Linked DNA regions of Homo sapiens: all the other regions are linked to region 2. The links are chromatin contacts, found by Hi-C in ENCODE. All regions are on one chromosome and are shown on one strand. Each heading gives the region's core, a stretch centred on a gene start or an enhancer-like site at or near the end of the contact. The rest is flanking DNA. Distances are from core to core; before and after follow the strand shown.

The links. Hi-C counts contacts between places; a loop is a spot of excess contacts on that map. Pooled maps may share reads with other maps.
Region 1: a pooled map shows a loop between it and region 2 (5-fold over the local background). The contact joins the promoter of HLTF here to the enhancer-like site in region 2. A Hi-C loop is called at or near these places in 2 of 37 single-sample maps with no recorded cell type and 4 of 50 pooled maps.
Region 3: a loop to region 2 is called in a map with no recorded cell type, with 11 times the contacts of the local background. The contact joins two enhancer-like sites. A Hi-C loop is called at or near these places in 5 of 37 single-sample maps with no recorded cell type and 3 of 50 pooled maps.
Region 4: a loop to region 2 is called in a pooled map, with 4 times the contacts of the local background. The contact joins the promoter of CP here to the enhancer-like site in region 2. A Hi-C loop is called at or near these places in 4 of 37 single-sample maps with no recorded cell type and 4 of 50 pooled maps.

What each region holds. Positions count from the first base shown.
Region 1 is chr3:149,085,212-149,087,911 of GRCh38, reverse strand. HLTF (helicase like transcription factor) reads left to right here and starts at 1,379. Exons shown (of 25, transcript NM_003071.4): 1 at 1,379-1,595. The coding sequence starts at 1,576. HLTF-AS1 (HLTF antisense RNA 1) reads right to left here and starts at 1,580. Exons shown (of 3, transcript NR_046648.1): 1 at 1,434-1,580. RefSeq lists enhancers at 1,017-1,534, 1,420-1,629, 1,535-2,052.
Region 2 is chr3:148,318,095-148,320,972 of GRCh38, reverse strand. All of the region lies in intron 3 of LINC02046 (long intergenic non-protein coding RNA 2046), which reads right to left. All of the region lies in intron 2 of LOC105374148 (a long non-coding RNA gene), which reads left to right. Among named protein-coding and RNA genes, the nearest start is that of LINC02046, 39 kb to the right of the region's middle. RefSeq lists an enhancer at 1,507-1,566. Within about 2 kb of position 1,597, at least 2 of the 41 ENCODE cell types and tissues checked have a DNase peak (open chromatin) inside an H3K27ac peak, as active enhancers do.
Region 3 is chr3:149,244,601-149,247,428 of GRCh38, reverse strand. It overlaps the pseudogene CPHL1P. Among named protein-coding and RNA genes, the nearest start is that of CP, 24 kb to the right of the region's middle. Within about 2 kb of position 1,553, at least 7 of the 41 ENCODE cell types and tissues checked have a DNase peak (open chromatin) inside an H3K27ac peak, as active enhancers do.
Region 4 is chr3:149,220,521-149,223,220 of GRCh38, reverse strand. CP (ceruloplasmin) reads left to right here and starts at 1,392. Exons shown (of 19, transcript NM_000096.4): 1 at 1,392-1,574. The coding sequence starts at 1,429.

The DNA.
Region 1 (2,700 bases), core at 130-2,629, 770 kb before region 2:
AATGTGTCTTGAAAAGCTGACTACCGGCCTGGCACGGTGGCTCATGCCTGTAATCCCAGCACTCTGGGAGGCCGAGGCGGGCGGATCACCTGAGGTCAGGAGTTCAAGACCAGCCTGGCCAATATGGTGAAACCCCGTCTCTACTAAAAATACAAAAATTAGCTGGGCGTGGTGGCGGGCTCCTGCAATCCCGGCTACTCCGGAGGCTGAGGCAGGAGAATCGCTTGAATCCGGGAGGCGGAGGTTGCAGTGAGCCAAGATCACCCCCATTGCACTCCAGCCTGGGGGACAGAGCAAGACTCCATCTCAATAAAAAAGAAAAAAAAACAAAAAAAAGAAAAAAGAAAAGCTGACCACCTAATATTATTGTGCTGACAGGCGTGTAACATGGACCTCTCTGTGACGCGCAAGTATTATCTGGCAGTTACATGGTGCCGCCTGTGCAGCTGGGCGCCACCACCAGCTTCCTGCCCTGTGCGATTAAAAGGCCAGCTTCGGGGACAGCAGCCTCCTCAACGCAAAGCGACCAGCCCTGCCAGGCGTCGGCTGCAGCTGGTCCAAGGTTGACGGTCCCAGGGCCGCATTCTCCTTCCGGTCACCTCAGACTCTGGAAAGAGAGCCATGGAGGGCCTCAGAGCGCCCCTCTGCAGTTCCTTGAGGAAAACAAGGGCCTCCCCCTCTTGGCTGGAGCAGCCAAGTGCCCACGGGGAAAATGGTCCCGTCCACCATTTCAGGCAAACGCCCCCATAGCTGTAATAAACATGTGATGGGTTTCCTGCACCAAGAAAGGAAAATTTTCCTTAAAAATAACAAAAAGAGGTGGGGAGGGGACTCTAAGTTCCATTTAAGATTTTCCAAACTCGTTGTGTCTCATGCATACGCTGAGGCTTAACATGAAAATTTGGAGCGAAAGTCCCCACGGTTCACCACAGGGAATGAAGTAAAGTATCTCGCCGGTAGCTCTAGGTCTCGTAAACCGTGGAGCTCCTTTAGTATAAGGCCCTATTATGTGCCACATTAGATGAGAAGAAAATAAGAGGAAGGATACGGTAGAGCCTTTAGAATGGGGTTCAGTCTTAGGACTCGTAGGATAAAGGAAGGTCGTTTCCCTCCGTTTGAGGCAGGGAATCAAACAAAACACCGGCACCGCAGGCACCGCAGTCGCACTCCTGGGGCCTCGTGGCTTTCCCGCGCGCCCGCCTTGGGGGCGGGGAAGAACCCGGATGGAACCACCCTTGCAGCCCGGACCCCCCGCCGTCTTTGAATGGCAGCGGGGCGGAGTTGCCCTCCCTTCTGTGCTCTGACTGGTTTGGCTCCGCACTCTCCTCTTCGTGATTGGGCTTTCCTAGTGCCAGTCACAGAGCGACGCTGGTCTCCCAGATTGTTGCAGAAGGAGACGGCGTCGACGTCTGACTGGACTCGCGGCGACTTACCTTTCAGTCGTGCGCTCCTGATCCGGCGCTCGGAATTTGTCCCCGGCTTCAGGGCTGCGGGGCCTGGAAGGAGGCGTATCGAGGCGGCTCGAAAACGATCCAGGGGAGCCGAGGCGCTCCTCTTGTCATCCCACTCAGCGCCATGTCCTGGATGTTCAAGAGGTGAAGGGGGCGGAGGGGGTGGGGCGCTCGGTCTAACGGCCTGGAGGCGTCCCCAAATGAACCTGACCTTCCCCGCGTTCCTCTGCGTTCCCTGGGCGATTTGTGCAGCTGTATTCGTTCTGTTGGTCGCATATGTGGCCGCCGGAGAAATAAATGCATTGTCTTCGCTGGCGAGTAGGGGCTCCTAGGGCGAGTCCCGTGTTAGGGACTTGGGAAATCTCTGTCACCGACTGTGGGGGGCCTGGGGCTTAAAGCATCTCGGCCAGTGCTTTATTTAACAAAACATCCATTAGATACCCACTGTGCGCCAGGCATTGTGCTCGGTGGAGGGCCGAGTAAGACAGTCCTTGTCCCCAAGTGGCTCACAGCTTATCTGTATGCACAGACGTGCAGATAAGTATTTGCAGAGGCGCTAGTAGAGATATGCGCCACTTGCAAGGAAAACGCATCGCAAATAAGCGACTGTTCTTAGGAGAATGGAAACTTTTTGCAATGCTCCAGTAGACTCCCCTTCACTTTTCATTGTCCAAATTGGTATTTATGGTCATTCCCGAAACAGTTACACCTAATGGGTTTGGGGTTATGCTTAAACCGGCGACGGAAGGCGGGTACGGGTGGCTTGGGGCCAATTTCCCACGGTGGCGTGGTTTGGATACCAGAATAGGTGTTCTGCTCGCAGGGAGTTACAGTGATGGATGCTGGATGTATTTTCTGGAAAATTATAAACAACTTCTGGTACATTAATAGTTGTATTTTTATAAGTCTTTTATATAGCTCAATCCCTATTGAAATTTTGGCATATGATTTCATTTTTTAAATTATTTTTTTGACATGGAGTCTCGCTCTGTCGTCCAGGCTGGAGTGCAGTGGCACAATCTCGGCTCGCTGCAACCTACGCCTCCCGGGTTCAAGTGATTCTCCTGCCTCAGCCTCCCGAGTAGCTGGGATTACATATGGGCGCCACCACGCCTGGCTAATTTTTGTATTTGTAGTAGACAGGGTTTCACAATGTTGGCCAGGTTGGTCTCAAATTCCTGACCTCAGGTGATCCACCTGCCTCTGCCTCCCAAAGTGCTGGGATTCCAGGCGTGAGCCACCGCATCCG
Region 2 (2,878 bases), core at 348-2,847:
TTTTGCTAAGTTAAACATGGTGCTGGTTTATGTAATTAATTTAATAATATTTGCTCTGACACCGTATTATTATTTTCAAGATTTTACTTTTAACACAAGCTAATTTATTTGAATAAATAGTATGTGTATAACACATCTTGAAGAATTCCCTTGTTTCATTTAAGTTTTTGCGTATTTGAATCCTGTCATTCATTTTTTGTTTCTCGTAAATTGATTATTTAAAAACACTAGATACTATTGAGAGAACTGAAGTGGGGTTCATTGATGTGATATTAAATTCAGATAATCATGTTACTTTAATTACTTATTCCCTTCTTTAGAGAAAGTAGTTTAGGAAACATAACATCAGTATACTCTCCTTAACAAAAGAAATATTTAACATACTAAAAACAGTTGAAGACGAGCAATAAGGGTGACTATAATACAGGAATATTCCCATTATATTCAGGGAATGCATTCATGAAAATATGAACAGCTATTGAATCAATCTTTGATGGGTCCTTATAACAAAGTCCTTATAGAGATGCTTTTCCATTAGTATAATGCAGTCATGACTTGCTTTGGTTAATCCTTACTGGATGCTGTGACATATACAATATTCTTCATGTCAAAGAAATTCATCAATTTTAGTTAAAAATGCAAAACATGTCATTGAAAATGTATACGATGTAAGTGTGTGGTTTAGAAGTAATAACCAAATAATAAATGAATACTCATGTATGTATCACTCAGCTGAAGAAAAAGTTAAAGCCTCTTATGAGCCTATTTCCATAACATCTCCCTCCCTCCCACACACATAGAACGAGCAGTTTGAACTTTGTATAATCACATTAATTTGCTTTTCTTTATAGTGTAGCCATAGATACTGTAAATGCATTCCTAAAGTAGATATTACTTAGCTTTTCCTTTTTTGAACATTTATATTGGATCATACTATATTTCTTTTCTGTGACTTTATTTCCTCACAAATATTTATTGATATATGCAGTTTTGAGTACTGTACTCTGTTGTATTAATCTGCCATCACTCATTTATTTATTTAAGCTTCTAATTGTTTTTTGCTATTATGAACAATGTGTTTAAGAACATTTTGAACATCTGATGTTCACGTGCAATTTCTCTAGACTATATATGTGGGAGAAGAATTACTGAGTCAGATTATGAGTCAGTGGAACTTTACTAAGTGATGAGAAATTACTTTCTAAAATAGTATCAGTTTACATTCCCATCACTTCCTCATTTCTGCAAATTCTTGCTAACATATAGTATTGTCAGACTTCTACTTTTAAAAATGAAACTAGTGATTGTGAAATTGTGGTCTTAGTTTGCATTTTCTTTATTATTAAGAAGGTTAAACATTTTTTAATAGGTTTATGTACTCTGTGTTTCTTGTTCTATAAATTTCTACTCTTGACCGGTATAGGCAGCCTCTAACATGGACCCCGGTGATCTTTGCCTCCTTGTGTAATCTCTTCCCTTTGAGTGAGCACTTAGACCTAGTGATTTGCATATGAGAAATAGAACAAGGCAGAAAATGATGAGATGTCATTTCTGAGATTAGGTTACCAGAAGACTGTGGCTTCCGTTTCCTCTCTCTCACCCTTTCATGGACTCACATTGCGAGAATCCAGGACTCAGGTTGTGAGCTACCATATGGAGAGGCCCACAAGATAAGAAACTGAGGGAGGGCTCTGGCCAATAGCTGCAAGGAATTGAGGCTCTCAGTTCAATGGGCTGGCAAGAACTAAATTCTGTCAACCACCGTATGAGATAGCATGACAGTGGATCCTCCCCTAGCAGAGCCTGCGAAGGAGACTACAGCATCTCCTGACACCTTGATGGCAGCTTTGTGAGAGACCCTGGGTCAGAGGTACCCACCTGACTTTCTGATCCATGGAATCTGTGAGATAATGAGTATTTACTGTTTTATAGTTGCTGAGTTTGGGAGTAATATTGTCATACCTCAAATACCTAATAAATAAAATGACTTTTGAGGCTGTTGTTTTCTTAGGGCTTCACAGTGGTTCTTTATATATTATATTCTGGATGCAATAATCGTCAGTCATATGTGTTGCACTAATATGTTCCAAAATTATAATTGTAACACTTTTTCTGTTGTGTCTTTTGAAGGAAAACTTCTGATAAAAGATAAAAGATTATCTATTAAATATTTATTTATATATTATATAAAATATATATAATAGATGTATAATATATTAAGATATATGTTAATCTATATTAGATATTAAGATATGTATATTAATATATAGGATACCTATGTTATAGATATCTTAATATATGTTATATATCTAATATAGTAAATTTAACATATATGTTAAATTTGTATATATATGCTAAATTTATTACATATGTTAAATATATCTATATATAGATATCTTTGCCTGTCAAAATTCATTTTCTTTTTCATGAAAATGAACCACTTGCATTACTATGAGCAAGAAACAAGTGACACCCATCTAAAGATAACCAAACATGCACAAATCATGGAATTACACAATTCCCAGAGGACTGGTTACGTAATGCCCAGCATCCCATTGAAAGGACATTTAGTCGTTTCTTCTGTGACATTTAAAAATTTATCCACAATTCTTCCTGGCAGTCACTCTACTCCCCTTATGATCATAAATAATATCTCTCTTTCTCGAGGTTATTCTTATTCACAAAAAGGCTTGTTTCATTCAGGTTTGTGATAATGGTTCACATAAGTGAAGCAAGAATAATAACTAAACATACAAGGCCTCCTTGAGTTGCTTTGCAAAAATACAGGCATATGGTATCAAGCAACCACTAAAGCTACAGAATTAACATTTGTTTGAAATTTTCCATAAGAAATTTCAGATAGGACTTTTAAAAGCCT
Region 3 (2,828 bases), core at 304-2,803, 930 kb before region 2:
TATTCTATTCATGCTCATGGAGTGAAAACAAATAATTCCACTGTTGTTCCAACTCAGCCAGGTAACTACTTTGGGAGAAAAATAATCCCCAAAGCTTTTATGCAGGACTACGAGGCTAATGTTCTTTTAAATATATGGGTGCAGTTCCAGATGAGAGAGACGAGTGGACTAGTAAGATGAGCCTGAAGAAAGCATTTGGCGGGGGAGTTCCTTCTGCAAGTCAAGTTTACTTCCAGGCTGGGGCACCATGAGCAAAACTGTGAAGTGAAGGTTTGGTCTTCAGGGCCTACCTCCCCAGTGTATGAATTTCTCCTCTAGGTCCACCCTCCCTCCCACCGCTGTACCTGTCCAGCTGCCAGGTATTCTTATACTATATACAATCTCTCCAACTAAAGTGCTAAAGTAGGAGTTGAGTACAAGATGCAATATGTGAGAAAGTGGGGGAGGATTGAGCCAATAAGAGGAAATGATGGACCCCATGTATTAACATTTCCGTGGAATGGAATCACTGCTATACAGCATGCCATTCAACATAATTAACTCAGAAGAACATTAATATATTTTACTTAAAAATGCCCAGTAAGCAGACTGTGATATGAGGATTTGTGTGTAGATAGTGCTCTTGGAATCAACTAATATGGAAAGAATGAGAAATGAGTAGGATTGGACAGGGAGTGAGGTTAAGCAGAGATGCAGCCTCAACAGAAGTCACAGCCAACACAGTTCTGAAGATAGGGTGACCTTCAGCTTTCCTAAGCTGGAGTGAGAGAGCTGGGCTGTTATGTCCCTGAAGCAGTCATTAGATGCAATCTTGAGCAAGGTAGCTTTCTTCAGCCAAGGCTCTCTCTAAAGGAGGCTGACGCCTGCTGGAGTGAAATGTTCTTCATTCTTGATTGGGAATCTAGGGGTGGCATCAGAATGTCCACTATAGTTGCTCACCAAAACAAGTAGTTTTGGAAATTAAGAGTATCAATGAAAGCCAAATTCAGAAAGAAAAGATTTGTAAAGCAGAGGGACTGACAATAGACTTTGATGGTGGGCGAAATGTTTCTTTTTGTTTTTAAAAGCAGTCCTGTGGTCTGTTAAGTCTCATATCAAGGGAGTTTGCAAGTCAGTCCACTGCTCTGATTAGTTAAGAAAGGATCTACTACATGCATTCCACAAACACTTCTGAGTACTCTACCTGCTGTATGCCAGGCATTGTGTGATGTACTGGAAGGCAAGGGTTAGTGCTAAGTAGATTGTTACAGATTTGGGAGCTGGAGGTGGGGTTGGTTAATGTCATAGGACTATAACTCCCATGGATCTGTGGAAGTGGGAGATACAGAATTACGGTGGGGAGGGAGCAAAAGAACTTCACTGCAATATAGAATATAGAATTAAGATCCAATAGGACTAATATGCACAGCCTTGAGGGCAGGGAGGAGGTACATGTGATCCACACATTGGAATGTTCAGAGCAGGGATTCAAGGCTTTGTCACATTGAGTAATTGCCACATTGACTAAGATCACAAAGCAAGAAGTGAAACCAGAAGTGAAAGCTAGGACTATGCTGCCTACTATTTTTATAGCTTTAGTGTTTGCTCATTGTCTGGTTCTCCGTAAAGAAGTCTGATTTTAAAAGCTCTATTTAAATACACTTCATTTGTCTATTTCAGGAGAGATTCAAATATATACTTGGCAGATACCTGATAGAACTGGTCCTACCTCACTGGACTTTGAATGCATACCTTGGTTTTACTATTCAACTGTATCTGTGGCTAAGGTAAATTTTAAATCAAATAACAGTTCTTATCCTATCTCCTCCCAGAAATTATAACGGAAGGAAGAAGGTATTTATCATTGCTCTTAAGAACCTTAGTTCCATGTAAACTTTCTATTAAGTAACTTAATTACTGTTCAGCTTTTATTCCTACATTGGTCTGCATTTTTCAAGAGCAAAATAAACTATTACCTCATGATTACTTAGGCTTATAATTCTTTGCATAATCTCACTGTGAATTGAAAAATATATCTAATTATACAATAATAGACTATACTTTGTTCCACTGAATAGTATTCGAATTACAGAAAACAACATACACTAAAGAATTTTAAAATTCAGTTGGATGTGGTGGCTGATGTCTATACAAAAAATTTTAAAATTAGCCAGGCGCAGTGGCACATGCCTGTAGTCCTAGCTACGGGAGGCTGAGGTAGGAGGATTGCTTGAGTCCAGGAGTTCAAGATTATGCTGAGCTATGGTCACTCCATTGCCTAGGTGACACAGCAAAACTTGGTCTCTAAATAATAATAATAGTAACAATAGTAATCATAAATAAAGAATGGTATAATTCTATGATTAATAAGAAATATATATATACATATTGTGTGTGTAGGGGGGTGTATGTGTGTGTGTGTTTATATTTAAAACCCTCAACTATAGGGTTCAAGTTTATTTGCACTAAAAAAAAAAAAAAACAGTGCAAGTATTCTATTTGAACTCTTATCTTGGCCCACTCTGCCTGGAACAAGAATCTACACAGAGATTTAATTCAAAAACAAAATGAAGACAAACAAACCAAGACTCTCAACTAAAAGCTGCTGCAGGGGCAAAAGCACAAAGGTGAAGGGACTAACTCCTTTAGACTTCCTGCCAACCAACTTCAATGCCAGGAATTCTAATTAAAACCAAAATTCTTTTTTTATTAAAATGTCAAAAATAGAGCTAAATCCACTGAAAAATGTATCTAAAATCCCTTTCAGAGGTTTGGTGTTCTCTTTAGACTTCAACTCTAATGAATGAGGTTACAATTTTTCTTCAATCAAACATTGAGCATGTCAAATA
Region 4 (2,700 bases), core at 143-2,642, 900 kb before region 2:
AGTAGAACAGAACTTGGCACAGACTGCTGTATTCCCAGTGAGTAGAACAGAACTTGGCTCATTCAATAATATTTCCTAAATGAAGGAATTGTTCAAATATCGCATGCTTTCTTCTATACCAATCTATTTCAACAAGTGGCCTTCAGCAAATACACAACGTTTTGAGGTATTTGAGAGAAAAAAAATTATACTAACACAAAGTGTCAACTGTTATCAGGATTTTCTTCAGCTAAAAAAAAAAGCCATTTCATACTTTTAGACATATACTTCCTGACTAAAAACAGGGTTTTAAGAAAAAGTCTTCCACCTTAAAATTCATATCCACTTCAAAGAGAAAAATTTCAGTCTAATGATAAACTGGGGTACTTTCTATTTACTAAGACTAATCTTTGCCTCTGAAGACAGGTTTAGTTATGGTTTGTTTATTTGATGATTAAAACAAAGTTATTAGCCCCTGTTAGGCTCTGCTAGTTATTTGCATATAGCAATACAGAATGATCTGGTAAAGTTTTTATGCAGATTTGGTCCAAGCTCATAAAACAGATAAATTCTTCCAAATTAAATTCTTATTTTTGTTTACTTAAATTTGGCATGCTAGATATCATGTTTCATATCATAAAGCTGCAATTAATCATTTGTTAGACTTTTAGAAATAGTCATGCACCACATAATAATGTTTGAGTAAATGACAAACTGCATATGTGATGGTGGTCCCATAAGATTATAATAACATATTTTTACTGTACATTTTCTATGTTTGCATATGTATAGATACAGAAATATCATTGTGTTACAATTGTCTATAGCATTCAGCATAGTTATAGACTGTACAGGTTTGTAGCCTAGGAGCAATAGGTATACCATATAGCCTACCTAGATGTATAGTAGGCTATATCATATAAGTCTGTGTAAGTACACTCTGTGATAGTCACACAATGACAAAATAGCCTAACAATGCATTTCTCAGAACGTATCCCTGTCATTAAGAATGACTGTAGTAAAAAGCTACATGTTTTGATTCATTTTACATAATTCTTATCCTGATTTACTAAAAGTGCACTGTTTGCAGGACACTGTGCTGTGACATATTGTCAGAGGAACAAAGGGAGCATTTAGACACGTTCTCTGCCCTCCTGGAATTTACACAATGAATGGAAAAAGGCACAGAGTTATGCACACCCTAATGCCTCCAACAATAACTGTTGACTTTTTATTTTCAGTCAGAGAAGCCTGGCAACCAAGAACTGTTTTTTTGGTGGTTTACGAGAACTTAACTGAATTGGAAAATATTTGCTTTAATGAAACAATTTACTCTTGTGCAACACTAAATTGTGTCAATCAAGCAAATAAGGAAGAAAGTCTTATTTATAAAATTGCCTGCTCCTGATTTTACTTCATTTCTTCTCAGGCTCCAAGAAGGGGAAAAAAATGAAGATTTTGATACTTGGTATTTTTCTGTTTTTATGTAGTACCCCAGCCTGGGCGAAAGAAAAGCATTATTACATTGGAATTATTGAAACGACTTGGGATTATGCCTCTGACCATGGGGAAAAGAAACTTATTTCTGTTGACACGTAAGTCACTATTTTTATTGTTTATAGACCAAAATTTTAAGTTATTTTTAAAGGATAGAGCCAATAAGATGAAATATTTTTAAAATTTCTTATATACAGAAACTGCAAAATGTGGGCTTGAAACCCAAGACACTTGAATCAATCTCCTTTATATTCCTGTATATTTTTTATTTGGTGGACTACCCTGCTTCTTTCCTGTTGTTCCTGGGGATCTGTGTTCACATCTTACTACCTCCCATGGTCGTAACTGCATCTCCGATTAGGAATCTGTCTTTTTATGTGTTTATGCAGAAGTTCTTTCATTTAAACAATTACTGTATACAATGTTATGTTTATTGCACCATTTAATGGTTATTCATGATAGGCATAAAATTTTTTTATATCTTTCAAAACATCACTTATAGAAATAAAATACAATTTTAGCAAATAAGATCCTGCCTGATATTTATTGAGAGACTCCAGACAGTTAAGTAGGTTAATCTTTCACAGCTTCAGGGTCCTAATTTGTAAAATGAGGATAATAAGCATAGCTCATAGGGTTATTTAAAGAGCGGGTGCATGTAAAGCTCTTAGTACAATGCTTGGCACATATGTGCATAAAAAAATGTCAGGTACTTATTAGGATGGTCCTCAAAAAGCTCCATGTAACTTAAATGTCTTCATTTTTCAGTTGGAAAATCCCCTTATTGAAAGCAATATTCACTACACAGTAAAACAAAAAGTTTAGTTCTCCTTGAAGTTTTTTGTACAGAAGTTTATCTATACTGAGGTCTTCACTTTTAATGATGTTAATTAAACATTAACCACCAAATGGGAACTTGGAATTCAAAATCAATATTCACTACATTAAAATGTATTTCAGTGGTAATAAAACACAAACAAGCCCAATGACCATCAGCTGCCAAGATTATATCTTTAAAAAACAGCTAAATAAGGATGCCGAAGTTTGTAATTATTGAATCTTATTGATGAGTATATACTATTTTCTTTAACATTATGTAAAGTTGAAATTTTTCACCATAAAAATAAATACATAACAGATACTAATATCCAATTATTATATTATGAATTTAATAATATACAATAAAGAAAGTTTCTGACCTGAAGATAAGTGGTTGTAAATAAA